Regions from separate parts of the Homo sapiens genome. Here region 1 is linked to region 2. A link is a loop called in an ENCODE intact Hi-C map of the cell type or tissue named here. Cell type or tissue: IMR-90. All regions are shown on one strand. Each heading gives the region's core, and the rest is flanking DNA. Links, peaks and the distances in the headings are about the cores only. Region 1 overlaps LOC101929770 (a long non-coding RNA gene). Region 2 has its middle 220 kb from the start of MIR4642.

Region 1 (7,776 bases), core at 1,400-6,399, 150 kb after region 2:
GAGGGTGTGTAGGGTACAGCATCTTGCTAGGATTATTTGGCTTAGAGGATTACAACACCGTGCTAGGGAGACAAGGAGACCGAGATGGGGTCAGGCTCCATATGGATTGTATAGCCCCACCCCTGCTCCCATCCTATGGCCACAAATTATTCCTTCCTTTGGAGGAAGCTATTTTAAGGGAACACCATTACCCCAAAGGGGATCATGAGTGTGAAATTTTCGAAATGATTCTGAACTTTGTATCAGAAGACCTGGATTCTAGTCTTCTAGTCCTAGGATTCTATCAGGATTCTAGTCCTGATACTGCCACTTACTAGCTCTTGGCAAGCAGCTTAACCTCTTAGAGTCTCTAGTTTCGTCATCTGGGAAGTGCATGCGTTGGATATATTATGCAAGATCACATAAGAGAAAGCGCTTTATAATTATAAAGACATTTAATTACTTACATGTAGAATGAGAAAAATAAAAGTTTTTTTTCTTTTTAATAGAGACAGGGTCTTGCTCTGTCACCCAGGCTGGAGTGCAGTGCTGTGATCATGGCTAAGTGCAACCTCTAACTCCTGAGCTCAAGTGATCCTCCTGTCTCAGCCTACCAAGTAGCTGGGACCAGAGGTGCACACCACTGCACCAGCTAATTTTTAGAATTTTTTTTTTTTTATATATAGAGACAGGGTCTCACTATGTTGCCTAGGCTTGTCTTGAACTTCTGGCCTCAAGTGATCCTCCCAGCTCGGCCTCCCAGAGTGCTGGGATTATAGGTGTGAGCCTGCACCTGGCCAATAAAAGCTATTAGTAGAGAGTTGGTAGATCGATTGCAAAAATATCCACACTTCACCACCCTTCCCTATTGCTGTGCCCTTTGCAGTGTCACTTTGCAGTTCCTCTCAGAAAGAGGTAGAGCCTACTTTCCCACCCCGTGAATGTAGGCAGGGCTTGTGGTATATTTTGGCCTTGAATGTGGCAGAAGTGACGTTGACATTGTACCAGTTCTGAGCCTAGGGCTCAAGAGACCCTCTCATGGAATCCTGCTGCCTCTATATGAACCACCCAGGGCCAGAAGGGTAAGACTACATGGAGAAGAGCCCACTTGTCTTAGCCACAGCCATCCTATGCCAGACGCAGTCACCTGACCCCTAAACAGATGATAGTGTCCAGCCAGGATCAGCAGAGCTGCCAACCAACACACAGAACGCAGATGCAGATGCACGAGTAAGTCACCTGAGACCAGAAGATCTCTGGACTCATCCACAATAATAAATGCATGTTGGTTTAAGCTACTGAGTTCTAGGATTTTGTTAGGTGGCAATAGCTAACTGATATGGACCTTGTGGAGTATTTTGCCAAAAATTAATCAATCAGAACTAATAGTTAAGGGCAAAGTCAGTATAAGTAATGGCAGTGGCACATGCAGTCCATCACAGAGAGGGGCAATATGGCCACCAGCCCTGAGGGTCTCTTCCTTGGGTCACACTCTCCGGCAGGAGGATGGGATGGCACATCAAATGATGTCTTGGTCATGTCTTAGGTAGACTTGGGGTTCAGAACAATGTAATATGAGTCTGTGTGAGGCAGTTTCTGAAAGGAAAGTCCATGTTTCTTTGAAGTTTATAAAAACACAATTGTAACAATGAGTGAAGTATCTCTGTGGAACCTGCTAAAATAATACGCAGCATTGTAAATGTAATAATTTGAAGTCAAAGTCCCCCTTCTTGACTTACAGGTTTACCAAATTAACCTGCGAAATTAACATCCTTCTTGCAAAGACAAAGAAACTTCCAAGAATGGACTGAAATGTCATGTGTCATCTCCAGCATAGCCTCAGCTCTGAGACATGCTGGGACTTCAGTGGAGGCTGCTGGGTGGGACGAAGTAGTCAAAAAATGTATGCTTCTGGAGTTAGGGTAGATAAAGGGAGTGTAGGACGAGCTCTAGTCCAAATTGCTGTCCCGAGTGTGTGATAAACAGAGCTCTGGTGTGGGGTGTCCATGCACAAGTCTGCACTGCTGAGTGGGGCATGGCAGGAGTCTCTGCAGAGGCAGTGGTCAGGAGGCTGGCTCCTGGGGACCTCCCCCAACAAGGTGAAGCTGCATCATAGCCAGAGGATAAAGGGGTAGGAAACAAGAGTGTCCTGGCAGTGGTGGAGGGGGTGACAGGATGGGTCCTTGCATCATTCCAGTGGACTGGGGCAGGGACTGGACTAAGACTGCAGGTTCATGGCCCTGAGTTCCTCTGGAAGTCTGTGGCAATCATGGATGACCAGTGAAGAGCATCTGAGCCACTGGTCATTCTGTGCAAATGGTAGACGTCACTGAGTGATCAGTGGCAGGTAGGTATTTCACAAAGAACTTGTGGAAGAAAGTGGAGCACCAGTGGGTCCATGCCCAGAAATCAGAATACTCGCCACAAAATATCTAGAGCCATCAGGATGGGAGAAGAATGGATGTGGAGGGAGCGGCAGGCTCCCTTGGCTGAGAAGATACCACCTTTGAGGGTGGTGGGGACCAGCACTTCATGTTCCTGTGCTCATCTCGGAAAGTTGTGAATGGATCTTAGAGGACCCAAGACTTCTTTCTGCTCTAAACTTCAGTGATTCCATGATTTTATGCAGATTTAAGACCAGCTAGGCCACCCTCAGGCTGCATTTCCTCCAGTGCAGAACTAAACCAGCCCCTACTTTGGATGGAACACATAGCTCTCTCTCTAGATACGGGTTCTGCAGGTTTCTGGCTGAAAATCGTTCCTCAATTTTCAATCAGCTGTGGCTGATTCTGGAACTCTGAAAGGTTCCAGACTTGCTGTCTAGGATGAAAGACCTTATTCTGTAGCACTTTTTCCATAGAAGCAATGACCTCATTTATATTCACTGCTGACCCAGCCAGCATTTAAGGTGCAGAATCTGCCCCTTCAGTATGGCAAGTCCTGATTCCTCCAGGGCCAGCCCCAGGGCTTCTGCAAGCACACACAGTGACTTTGTACAAACAAGCCAAATGGATCCTCATGAGGCAGAAGAATTACGAAAAAGTGCCTCCTCTAGGTAGGGGAATGATAAAACAACGCTCCCTCTGAGTGGACCTTGCTCCTGGCTGACACAACTCCTGTGCCAGGATGCAAGGCTTGGCAAGTGAAGGCCAAAATGAAAGTTAGTCTCCATCAATGCCTTCCTGGCCTGGTTTCTTTGTGTAGGGCACAGTCTGTAAAACTCTGCCAGGTCCTGTTTGCTGCTGCCTAGAACCAAACAGCCTCACACCTTGCTCTTACAGGGCCTGTGCCCACTTAGGACAAGTGGGATTCAAGTCGAGTGGCCAGGAAGTCTGAAGGGAGTTGAGGAGTAAGAAGGCATGAGGAACAACCTCCTTCATTAGACCTGTGCTCCTGTCCTGACAGACTTCTTTGAACTTCTTGCCACTTGCTGATTAAGTGACTGAGGGGACTCAGGTGAGCTGGAGGACACCCCCGTCTTTCTCCAACAGGTGAAACAAGGTGGTTCTTTTCTGTAAGACAAATGTGGGTAATAAACAGAAAAAAGGCCAGCAAACAGATCAAGTTCCATAAAAACAAAAGCAATCAGTGCACCCTCTATGACGTAGGTTCACAGAAATGACAGACCAAGTGTGTGAGACACGTCCTGTGCAGGGACACGTGTGACCTTCCGAGCTGTGGGGGAAGGTGCAGCTCAGCGCAAACCGTACTCAAGATGAGTTTTATTTCCCTTCTGGTGTATCTCCAGAGCATGCTGGCAAGTGAGTGAGTCCACTGTTTCTTGCTTCTCGGCATCAGTGACATCATCACTTAATAAGTTAGGGAATCACAACCACATTTCAAAGAATCATTCAGTTTTCTCATTAAGATTCTATAGGATTTTTTTTTTCCACAGCAACAGTCTTGCCAAAATAATGTTAAAAATAGACCTGGTAATACTTTTCACATTTGTAGGCAGTCATGAATGTTTAACAGTGTTTATGTCCAGCAGATGCACATAACTTAAGAATTAGGCATGAGATTTTACACAGTAATACAGAGTACATATATTGTCAAAAGGATTTTTTTTTTTAAATAAAGCAAATACCAAGCCTGGGGAAGAAAAACCTGTTCCCACTTCATCTTCTTGTAGGAAAGTGTTTAATGCATAAAAAATTGGGAGGAAAAGGCATATGTAAAATGTTTGTGAAAAAAGTTTTCAACAGTGATTAAATTTGGATATTCTGACTCACTTAAGTGCATATGGTAAATTCTCAAAATTCAAGGGTCTGAATTCTGGCTCCCGAAGTAGAGAATTATTTTGGAGACAGGTAGCGTCCTATGCTTGTCTGAGTCTGCATGGCTTGGGAAAGGGACACATAGGTTTGGGGCGAGCTGAGAGGTGGTTAAGGTCAGAGGTCCCTCTGCTGAGAAAATGCACCGAGTCTGACTGCCTGGAATTTCTCAGTGAGATAAGCTCTACAGGTCACTGGCCTACAGAAAATGAGATGCTACCTTAAAAGAGGTAAATGAAGTAAAATGTAATTATAATGATTTTAAAACAGAAGTTCTACACATTAATAACTTTATTTGGGGGACTGTCCCTAGTGAGTCCCAATTAAATCACTGGCTCCCAAAAAAACTGGCCTAGATGGCCTTTAAAGAATCTTTTTACAGCTGGGCCTACTTGACATTTTGGAAATGTAAACGTGCCTCCATGCATTTGGAGGATGGCTACATGGATGTTTCCTGAGTTCCCAGCTCTCCTTTTTTATTAATAGTTGTAACTGATCAACAGACGATACAGAATTGATGGCTGTATAAATATAGCTCTTAAATATAGTCATCGTAACTTTCTGATTAGCTTTGGCTGGAACTTTTTTAACTTCTAGCCGTACATCTACAAATGGAAGTTTTCTTGCTTTGGGGGTAATCACATAGATGGAGATTAACTCTCTTTTTCTCCCAGGCTCTAAAAATTATTTTGACCAAAATGTTTAAGTCAGGGGTTTCATGTAGACACAGCTTACATGAGTCATTAAGAATTTTATTGGTTAAAGTAGGCATATTTTTTTCCTAGTAGACATAATGACATAACAGTAATAAAAATGTAATATTCAAGTAATTGGTGTAATGTAATTACAGTTTGGTCATAAAGTAAGATTAGAAGTCTGAGATGGCTGTTTTGTGGGTGTGCACTTTAGCGTCTGAATGTAGTCTTCGAGGTGCCTGCCCGGTCTCCCTGGAATGCTAGTGCAGTTCATCACATAACCAGGTGGCTGGGCGCCCAGCTGAGCCAGCATTATCTGTGAGTCCTGTTTACCCAGTCTGCCCTGTCTGGACGTTGGTGTCCTGCCTGCTTCAGATACCTAACCATCACAGGAACTGAAAACAGTGTTTCTGGTTTTATATAGACAACAAAAGGGGGAAATAAAGGCCAGGGTCCTCACTAGGCAAGGGACAGACGGAGTTCCAGTGCCATCCTAGAATGGCCACCTCTTTGCCCACATGATGTTGTAGCTCCCCATCTCCCTTAAATTGCAGTGCTTGGAGCAGAGAGCTCCCATATGCCTCTGATGTGCTACAGTGTCAGCCTGTTCTGGCTTTTGGAGGGAAGAACAATTTCCAGATTGAGGCTGAACAAAAGGAGCTGTCTTAGGCATTTGACCAAAATATATTTTATCAAAGGATTTGCCATCATTGGAGATACTCTTTCAACTATTATAAATGAATTTCTCCCTGTTTGCATTTCTTATTTAGTGGCATGGCCTGCAGAAACACAAAATTTAAGCAAGAGTACTTATCTATTTTTGAACACAAACATAACATTTTAATTAACAGTACTTACAATAAATAATTTAAAGAACATCTGATTTCTTTTTTACTATTTTTTCCTTTTTAATTAATCAGTAATTTGTGGGGAGACAATCTGAGACTACATAAACCACTTCTTATCAGTCTTCCTCTACCATGGATGATCTTTTAATGCTACTATTCCTTCTTATTTATTAGTTGGCATTCTTCTGCAAAGAAGACTTTTCACTTTCTCCTCTGTTTACTTATTTATACTGCATGGACTCATGAATATTTATTCGATGGGTGACAAACTAGTACTATCATTTATTTTGATGCTCAAATTGTCCCAGATTTGGCCAGTAAGAGCCTCTTCCAGCTCCATTTTTGACCTCTCCCCATGGTTCTTTGACCAGTTCCTTATTTTCTTATGCAATAAAATATTCAAGGCTCATTTTTCCAGGCATCTTTCCCTGCCCTGGTTCTGGGATCAGGCATTTCTCCAAGGAACCCTGAATACCAGTGGGGAATGATATTTAGAAACTAAGATCTGGGCACTAGGTGTGAAAGATCATCACTTTTTAAATGTGTAAAATTTATTTGGAAAAATTTAGGGTGCTTATAAAGAGCTAAGCATGTGCCACAGGTGAAGGCTGCCTTTGGATCCTGAAAGGGTTGGAATTCTAAGAGAAATCACCCCCCGCCCTCACCGGCCCTTGCCAAATAATGTAAATATGTCACGTAGTATGCCAATTACAGTTTCTGCAAATTGATAAGATCTTTAGGCTTTTCTCCTTCTAAGCAAATACTGTTGTCTAAACCTATTTCAAAAGAACATTAGTATCACTCCTAACTGACAGCTCTTGATGTCTGCTAACTCACAGTTCAGTCATTCATCAACGGCGCAGAGTGATTCACAAACTTAATTTCTTGCCAATATCAGTGACTTTAAACATCCATTGTCTCCGAACCCCCCTTTATGAATATAAATCACACACCTACAAAGGCCTGTCATGAATGCAGCGGGCCACATGCAGTATGTCTGTGCCTCATCATTCCTTCTGGCATGTCACCTTAGTAAACAATGTATAGAGTCTCATTCTAACCCTTGAGTCTGTGGTCTTGTTTTCTACAATGGTGGCTGCTGAGCTGAGGCCCCAAGGAAGGTGAGAAGCCAGCCACACTGAGCCAAAGGGCTGGCAACAGTGACTGGAGCAAGGCTGGACATACAGGATTCCCTGTCTTTAACTCCTTTAAGTAAAGTCAAGGGAAAGCAGAGTTTGGTATCCGACTGATGCAGACTGTTGGCTTTTACTTGGCATGTACTTTCTTACTGCTTGAGAAATGTTATTTTTTCCTTAAACTTCTTTCTCATTAATCTTGTGTTAAGAGTGGTCTAACCCTGTTAGTTTGGTAGGCAGCTTCTGTTCCAATTAGCATATATTTCCATAAGTGTTGAGTGGGGAAGGGAAGGAAAACGCAGAATTTCTCAACTATTGACCTTGAGGGACTTGTAGGAAGGTGTGTCTGACATGCTTGTAATACAACTGACTCTGAAAAAGCTCTAGTAAATGGTTAAGTTATGGTTGGCTCTGATGATTTATGCTGAACAGAATAAACTATGATGGAGACATAAAATATTTCTAAGCTTACACTTTAGTCACTCAATATACATGAAACTCAATCTTCTTACTTAAAAAACAGATAGAGCACTGAGAATCTCCTAAGGAAATCAAGTTGTTTATTAGTCTTGTGTTCACCCATGTCATGCATACGAAGATTGAAGAGCTGAAAACGCTTTGATATTCTCCACTGTAAGGCACTGTGTGATACCCCGCTTAAAACTATTCCTACCATTCCACCAAGGGACTTTCCTTTCCACTGACAAGTTGAAGGAGGAATTCAGAGACAGTGCTTCCGTAGCCAAATTGTTTCATTGTTCAAGTATATTGATAGGGTGGTTGCCTAAGCAGAAAATGCAGAATTAAACGAAGGAAGCTTGTTTTGAGAGCAGGTCTGTCACCA
Region 2 (7,776 bases), core at 1,468-6,467:
TTTCTAACAAGCGTCCTGGGCTGCTGCTGCTGCCGCTGGTCCCGGGACCGCATTGTGAGCAGCAAGGCTTGGAATGTTGCTTCAGGGTGTAGGGGCCTTCAGGCTCTTTCCCAAACTTAGGCTCCGAAATGTTTGCTTGTTACTTAGCCAGGCAGGCACCCGGGTCATCCTCTTGGGAAACAGCTTCAGTGCAGGTGAGCTGAAACAAAAGCTCTGAAGAGAAATGGTAAATGTTTACTGGGAGTTAGGAAAAAACAAACAAACAAACAAAACAAAGAAAGAAGCAGAGGAATGCGACAACTCCTAAAACTTAGAAATAAAAAGATAAAACCCCAGAACTTCAGGGCGCCTTCCAGTTTTAACAGTCTTGGTTTGATGTCCATTAGAATGTCAGCTAAGATCCATCAAGGCTGCAATTTCCTCCCACAGACTTGGGACCTCATTTTTGCTGCTTGAGCCGCACTCTGTTCTCCATCAGTGGGATTTACGCATATGGAACCGAGTGTGGAATTGGGCCCATTACATTTAACTTCCTATATCTGACATATTTAATACCTACTTTTCAAATAAATGAAATCCCTGTTTAGTGCCGGCCTGGAAAGGTGCAGTTGGTTAAGGAATTTTTCATGGGCCTGCGCAAGGCGACTCTGTCAAACCCGGCAGCCTCTTGAAGAGGGTGCAGTGACCGGGGTCTCTCAGAAATGGGGGGACAAGGTTATAGAATAATGGAACAGCTGTTACAATAAATGGGCAAATGCATTTTTTTAAAAAAGTCTTAAGAGCTGCTTTGTGTGCAGAATTATAATCACACATAAAAATGTGTGTGTCTCAGAATTGGGGAAGGAGAAGCTCTCAGAAGGCATCAGTTCTAAGAATCTGCTTTCATTATGTGCCATTCCAGAGGGATGAATGGACCTTGACTCTGTGAAGTATAATAGCAAAGTCACAACTTGGCCTAGCTTTCACTTAGCCTCCACATCCTCTCAAACAACAGCAAAGGGGGCTGGGGCTTGGAAGGGGGCAGCCAAGGCTAGGGGGTGATACCTACTCTCACTCCACCCTTACCAACCAGCTACCTGGTGGGACATGTCGAGGTGAACATGCCACAGGGCATCTGAACTGGGCCAGAGCTGGAACTCCAGAAGCTGGAGCTTCTGGGGTGAAGCTTGGGGCAACCCCACACCCTGTCTTCTACCCTAAGGATCCATTTGCAAGAGTTTCTATGCACAGCGTCCTTGGTTTGGGGCTAATGGAGAAGTGGTACGTGTGTGAGTCAAGGGGTACCTAAAGAAGAGAGAAACATAAAGATAATGCAGAGGATAGTGTGTGTTCCCTAGTCTCAATGGAGAAATAGAGAGAAGTTCTTTTCACGAGCTGCCCTCTGAGCTTCCAGGGTCCAAATACTGCTGCTTTGCAACCCAGTGACAGGATGGCAGCGGGGGCCAGCTACTTTCCCTTCTTGCTGACAAAACCCAGGCTCTCTGTCTTGTCACTGTCCTCAGTTTTAGAGTATGTGTCACTGGGTGTTGGTGTCACTGGACTTTGGGTCCTGGAACTGGCTGAGTGGAGATGAGGTGGGGGTGCCATTAAGTGTGCAGGTGGGGTGGGGACTGTGTGTGTAAAATTCTTTTCTCTATTCTATAGGATTCCCCTTTGGCTACTCATCTCAGTCCTGCACCCTCCAGAGCTTCAAGGAGCAGAATACTTAGAAAAGCAAAAAAGGGAATCTGGGAAACAAACAACAACAACAAAAAACCCACACAGTTGTTATGATGGGGTTTTTTTTTTGTAAATGTCTTCAAAATCTCAGTTCAGGTTCAGGGCTCAGCTCACCTGCCATCCAGGCTGGTTCTCTCAGTTCACTCAAGCCTATGTCATGCTGTGGCCACCTGGATGTGAGTATTCAACCAGGACTGGTCCCATCCCTGTTCCTTCTGCTACCGGGGCCATCTGAGCTGCTCCTCACCCGGAGACAGAATGGATGCAGTGCCTCTCTGCACCCCCAGCCCCACCCCCAGCTCAGCCCGACACAATAACAAACAGCCCTGTGAAAAGCACTTACATTTATGAACTGTTTATAAATTTACCGACATTGATTTATGACTCTTGGCTAGACCTGATGTGAGTCTCTTTAGGGGTATTTCTTCCTTTCTTTCTTTCTCTCTTTGAATTTTTTTTTTAAGTGTTAATGTTACGGTTCACATTCTTAATATAGCCACACGCCAGGAACTATCCGGAAGACAGCTGGGAGCCCGACCAATGACCCATGGGCAGGAACCTAGACTTGATTTATGCCGGGGCTGTGGCTGGTGGAGAAAGCTGTTTCTGGTTGGTTCGGGGACAGGCTGTTCTTTCAGAAGAAGACCCCTAAGAGAATGCCTCAGCTCTGAGGGGCAGTTGCAAGAAGCAGGAAGAGGGCAAACTGGATTTGGAACTGTGTGAACCTCACTGCTTCCTAGATATGTGACTTGAGACACCCTGAGCCCCAGTTTCCTCATCTAGGTAATAGGGATAATAAAACTGACCCTGAGTGGCAGCTACAAGAGTTAATGGGGCCCTATTGGTAAAATACTTAAATGTGGCTTCCCCATAGTAGGTGCTCAGTAAATGATGATGAGGACTTTCCAAAGCTTGATCAACAGTGATTATTTATTAGCCAGTTTTGTATACAGTTTGGAATGGAAATGTGCCACTAGCCTCTTCAATGAAGTTATAGTCAGGCTCCCCACACAGAGCCCAGACTCCCTTTCTCAGCCATGAAAAACGCTGGAGGGGCCTGGAGGAAAGTATGAATGAAGAGCTCCTCCCTGCCGCTGCTCTGCCTGTCACTGCACACACGAAGAAAATTGGTATCACTCTGGCCAGGTGCGGTGGCTCACACCTATAATCCTAGCACTTTCAGAGGCCGAGGCGGACAGGATTACTTGAGCGCAGGAGTTCGAGACCAGCCTGGGCAACATGGTGAACCCCTGGTGGCATGCACCTGTGGGAGGATGACGCAGGAGAAGCACTTGAGCCTGGGAGGCAGAGGTTGTCGTGAGCCGAGACTGCACCACTGCACTCCAGCCTGGGTGACACAGCAAGATCCTGCCTCAAAAAAAAAAAAAAAAAAAAAAAAAAAAAAAAAAAAAAGAAAGAAAGAAAAAGAAGAAGAAGAAAAAAGAAAGAAAGTAAGGGAAGGAAGGAAGGGAGGGAGGGATGGAAGGAAGGAAGGAAGAAAGAAAAACAAAGGAAGAGGAAGGAAGAAAAAATTAGTATTACTCTCATTGTGTCACTAACTTTAATTACTACCTATATTATTATCTATGACTGTCTTTGCTAAGGAAAGAAGGAACTAACATTTATTGAACACCTTCAGTTGTCAAGAACTTGGCAGGACTTATTTTAAGTCTCATATAACCCTCTGAAGTGGGTGTTGTTATTCCTATTTTACAGATAAAGAAACTGAAATTCAGAGAGATTAAAGTAATTTTCCCATGATCCCACAGCTGGTAAGTGGCTGAGATAAGACAGAAACCCAGCCTCACTCCTAAACAACCCATTTCCCCCAAAACTCTTATCTACCTTATCTACCTACCTACCTACCTAAAAAAACAAAACAAACCCCTGAAATCCTGACTGAGGGCCTGAGAACCTCATGGTGAGGTGTGAAAACCCGTGCAGAGCACAGCATGTCCTGTGACATGAATATCAAGGAATGTCCCCAGGCAACCCGTGCCTGCTCAGCCGCTGTAATTGAGACAGACCCCACCTCTTGCGACAGAGCCTTTCTGGGTCTAAAAGAAGCAGGAACAACAAAGAAGCAAACAACTGGGGCTCGAGTCTACCCGCAGGGACGCCCGCAGACACCAGGTGGCGCCCGAGTCTGGCCGAACGCTGAGCTCCCCTCGGTCTGATTTCTGAGGGGGCACAGCGTCCACCGACTGTCAAATAGAGTGGGTGGAGGTGATGGCCAGCCAAAGAGAGGTGTCCTAGCTATGGTTGGGTGGCCTGTGGGGGAGATGCTACGTGAGGGTGCCCTATCCAAACACTGAGCACCGAGGGGTGATCCTGATGTCCACCACAGTGACCCGGGGAGGAGTTGTGAGCTCATGGTCCCAGGGTCCTGCCATGCAGGCACCAGGGACAGAAGACGGAAGTGGGGGTTCCTTCAGTTCCTCCAAGAGAGCCGTTTTCCATTCCCCGGCAGAGGCCACCTCAGCCCCTCCGCAGCTCTGTGCTTGGCCTGGGTGGACCCCGACCAGTGGATGTGGTTGAGCAGGAGGAGTCCTTAGACCCCAGCTTCTGGTCACAGGGGAAAGGAGTCTCCCGCGTTGGGGATCCCCATCCCCCTGGAAGCCAGGCCCTTCTGTCCAGGGCCCTGTGCCTTCTCTTACTGTGGACTGAGCCTCCACTCTTGGTTTCCACTTGGTAGAATGTCTGGATGAAAACAATCACACTTGGATTCCAGGTGACACAGACATGCCCAAAACCCTGGTGACATAGCTCAAGCAGAAAAAGGGACGACTTGATGTAGCAGTCTCCTACCTTTGTCTGCCCCACCTCCTAATTACCGGGACCATCTCAGTCTTTCCAGGACTTGCCAATTTCATACATCCCAGTTTTTCTTATAAGTCATTGAAAATAGTCTGGAAAGCCCAATATTCAATGTGGCATCTCCCAAACAGCTTCTCTCAGCCAGAAGTGGGACAGAACTCTAAAAGTGCTGGGGTTTGGTTTACATACTAAGGTCACCCATGGCCTATCCTATATTCCTAAGGTGAGGCTGTTGGAAGGGGAGAGGCTCCTTCTACCCACGCAGAGCAACATGGAAAGGCAGCCACCTGCCCCCTCAGCTTGCAGCCTGGAGGCCTTTGCGTTCCTCTCCATTTATATGTCCTGGATTCCAGAGCCAAAATCTTCTACGCCCATAGACAGAGAGTAGGTTCATTCAGAGGCTCATTAATTACATGGCTAAGAGAAGGAAGGGGAAGAAAAGACTCATGAAAATGTTCATTTAAACTTAATTGCTGCCCATGCTCTTGCTAATTGAAGTAGCTCCGTTGCATTTCACTTATGTACCTGAGTGTATTTAAAATGGGATATTGCACAGTATAAACTAAGCCACATCACAAACTAACGATCTGGAAAATCTCAGTTAAATAAACAAAGCTGGCTTTAAGTTACACAGGAGAAACATGTAGTCTCCCGTGCGTACACACACACACACACACACACACAGACACACATACAGCCAAAGCACCAGGATCTCAGACCTTCGGTTCATATCTTCTCCTTCATAGTTCAAATTAAACACAGTCTTAGTCTCTTGCTCTCTCTTTTCCTCTCTCTTTCCCTTATTAAATTTATTTTTAACAGTACCTTAAAAAAATAAACTCACCCCTCTGTGCCACTCCTATGCCAGGTGCAGCCAGGGGCAAATTTTTACAGCTGAATTACATGACCTGAAAAATACGGAGCACATAATGAGAACATTGAGAGACCCCATCTCTAGCACCGGGCCAGTGCTGGTGTAATAACATTCCTGGAGAGAGCAGTAGCCGGGGCAGCTGTGGAGTCAGGCTGAAGCCCTTACTCAGCATGAGGAATTATATATATCTTGGAACTCTTTCCTGAACCTAAACATTATTGCTGAGAAAGGGATAACAGTGTGAGTGGCCATCGCTCGCCAGCCAGGGCTCACACACTGCTTCGAATGTGAGTTTCCTCCCAAGGCTGAGGGGAAACGTTCCAGACCCAACTTTGCCTAGGGCAGGGATGAGGATGGGGCTGAAGGCCTGGGAAGTCTTTGACTCTGGAGTGGTGTTGACATGGCAGTCGGATAAAGCTTGGCACTCCACAAGCCCAGGCTCCGTCGCCCAAGGACCTCTAGGAGGTGTTGTGGGCTGCTTAAAAGTCTAAGTCTACTTCCCTGTAACAGCTCCCTGGGCATTATCCTGGAACTCCCCAGTTATCTGGACTCAGACCAGAGCCCCTCAACCTCAGCTGTCTGCAGCCATGGCAAGAGTGAGGGAGGGCAAAGCTGTTGAGCTACAGGAATCACAGCAACAAAGATGGCTCTTAGGCTGGGCACAGTGGCTCATGCCTGTGATCCCGGCACTCTGGGAGGCCAAGGCAGGTGATTGCTTGAGCTCAGGGGTTTGAGACCAGCCTGGGCAACATGGCAAAACCCCATCTCTACAAAAAATACAAAAATTAGCTGGACATGGTGGTGTGTGCCTACAGTCCCAGCTACTCGGGAGGTTTAGGTGGGAGGATCACTTGAGCCTGGGAGGTGGAAGTTGCAGTGAGCTGTGATTGTGCCACTGCACTCCAGCCTGGGTGACAGAGTAAGATTCTGTCTCAAAAAGCAAAAAAAAAAAAAAAAAAAAAAAAAAAAAAAGATGGCCCTTAAAAGGTGACCATCCTAGATAGAATTTTTTTTTGAGGTACAATTCACATAGCATAAAATTGACCATTAACTAATTTAAAGTGAACAATTCAATGGCATTTAGTGCACTCATAATGTCATGTAACCATCACCTCTACCTAGTTCTACCCAAAAGGAAACCTTGTACTCCTTAAGCAGTCACTCTCCTTTCTCCTGTCCACCCAGCCCCTGGCAACTGCCAGTCTATTTCTGTCTCTATGAATTTACCTCTTCTGGATATTTCATACAAATGGAATCATACAAGACATAAGTAAAATATAGATTTTTAACTCTTTTATTGGTATATAATATGTATAAAGTACACAAACACTACAGTTGGACAAATTTCTGTAAACAGAACACATCCAAGTAACTACTGCCTAAATCAAGAAATAGAGCATTACATGCACCCAGAAACTCCACCATACTACCTCCTAGCCCTATTTCCCCCAGAGAACCACTCTCCTAACTTCTGTATCATGGATTACTTTTACCTTCTTTCCTACCATTATGTCTGATTGCAGTTTGCTCATTTTCCATTGCTGTATAGTATTCCAACATCTGATGACACCACAATTTATATATCCATTGGACTGTTCATAGATATTTTGGGTAGTTTCCACTTCCAAGCTGTTTATTTTTAATTGACACAATTCCAACAAACCTGTCAAGTGGACTTCTCAGACAATTGCTGATTAAAAACATCAAAATAGAAGAAATGGGGACATGGGGCGGTGTTGGGCTAGATGTCTTCTGGGAGTTTCATTGGTTCGGACTACTGTGATTTGAAGCATGGTGAGGGCAAGCAGAATAGAATCAAATCTCCTTTCTGTGTTCTCTTAGGGGACATTTATGGATAAAAAGTAACAGAGTCAGAAAAGACCAGATGAGTTTCTAAGCTTCAGAGTCATCTGCCCCCCTCCAGCTCCCCCAGCCCCCATTTTGGACCCTAAACAGACAAATAGCTGCTTCCTCTGCCACAAGGGCACACCTCAAATCCCACCTGACTGCCATCCTTTGTAATCTGTATCATGCAAAGGGACAGAAAACTGGGCACACAGTGGCGGCAAGGTCTGACCGATTGGGTAATTGGTCTTGGGCTCCCAGTCCAGGGACTGTATTCCACCTTGAGCCAAAGCCTGGCCACTGTGGAGAGAGGACATGCCTTCAGTCTGTTGTCCGACTGACCTGTGGTCAGACCCAGGAGAGACATGAAATAGGCTTCCAATCCATCCCTCTACAGTTAGGCTGAGGCACATTCTCAAATTACTCCTCTTTAGAAATCAATAACAGATAAAAGTATATTTCCCTGTACACATATTGAACAGTGCCTTTTACCATTATACGGTCTTACATTATCTCACTAC

The links. Peaks named below come from ENCODE experiments on the same cell type or tissue, not always from the same donor. Only the 100,000 strongest peaks of a DNase experiment are listed, where the experiment ranks them.
Region 1: a loop joins it to region 2, with 2.4 times the contacts of the local background. A loop is called at or near these places in 2 of 110 quality-filtered maps.

The regions. Positions count from the first base shown.
Region 1 is chr6:44,801,668-44,809,443 of GRCh38, forward strand. The region is part of intron 2 of LOC101929770 (a long non-coding RNA gene); the gene reads left to right. It also overlaps a transcript of SUPT3H not described here. Among named protein-coding and RNA genes, the nearest start is that of MIR4642, 370 kb to the left of the region's middle. In IMR-90, for the core only: no CTCF peak of the experiment used is centred there; a DNase peak (open chromatin) is centred at 3,824.
Region 2 is chr6:44,651,838-44,659,613 of GRCh38, forward strand. No RefSeq gene overlaps it. Among named protein-coding and RNA genes, the nearest start is that of MIR4642, 220 kb to the left of the region's middle. RefSeq lists enhancers at 1-70, 71-570. In IMR-90, for the core only: a CTCF peak has its summit at 3,848 (motif pointing right); no DNase peak of the experiment used is centred there.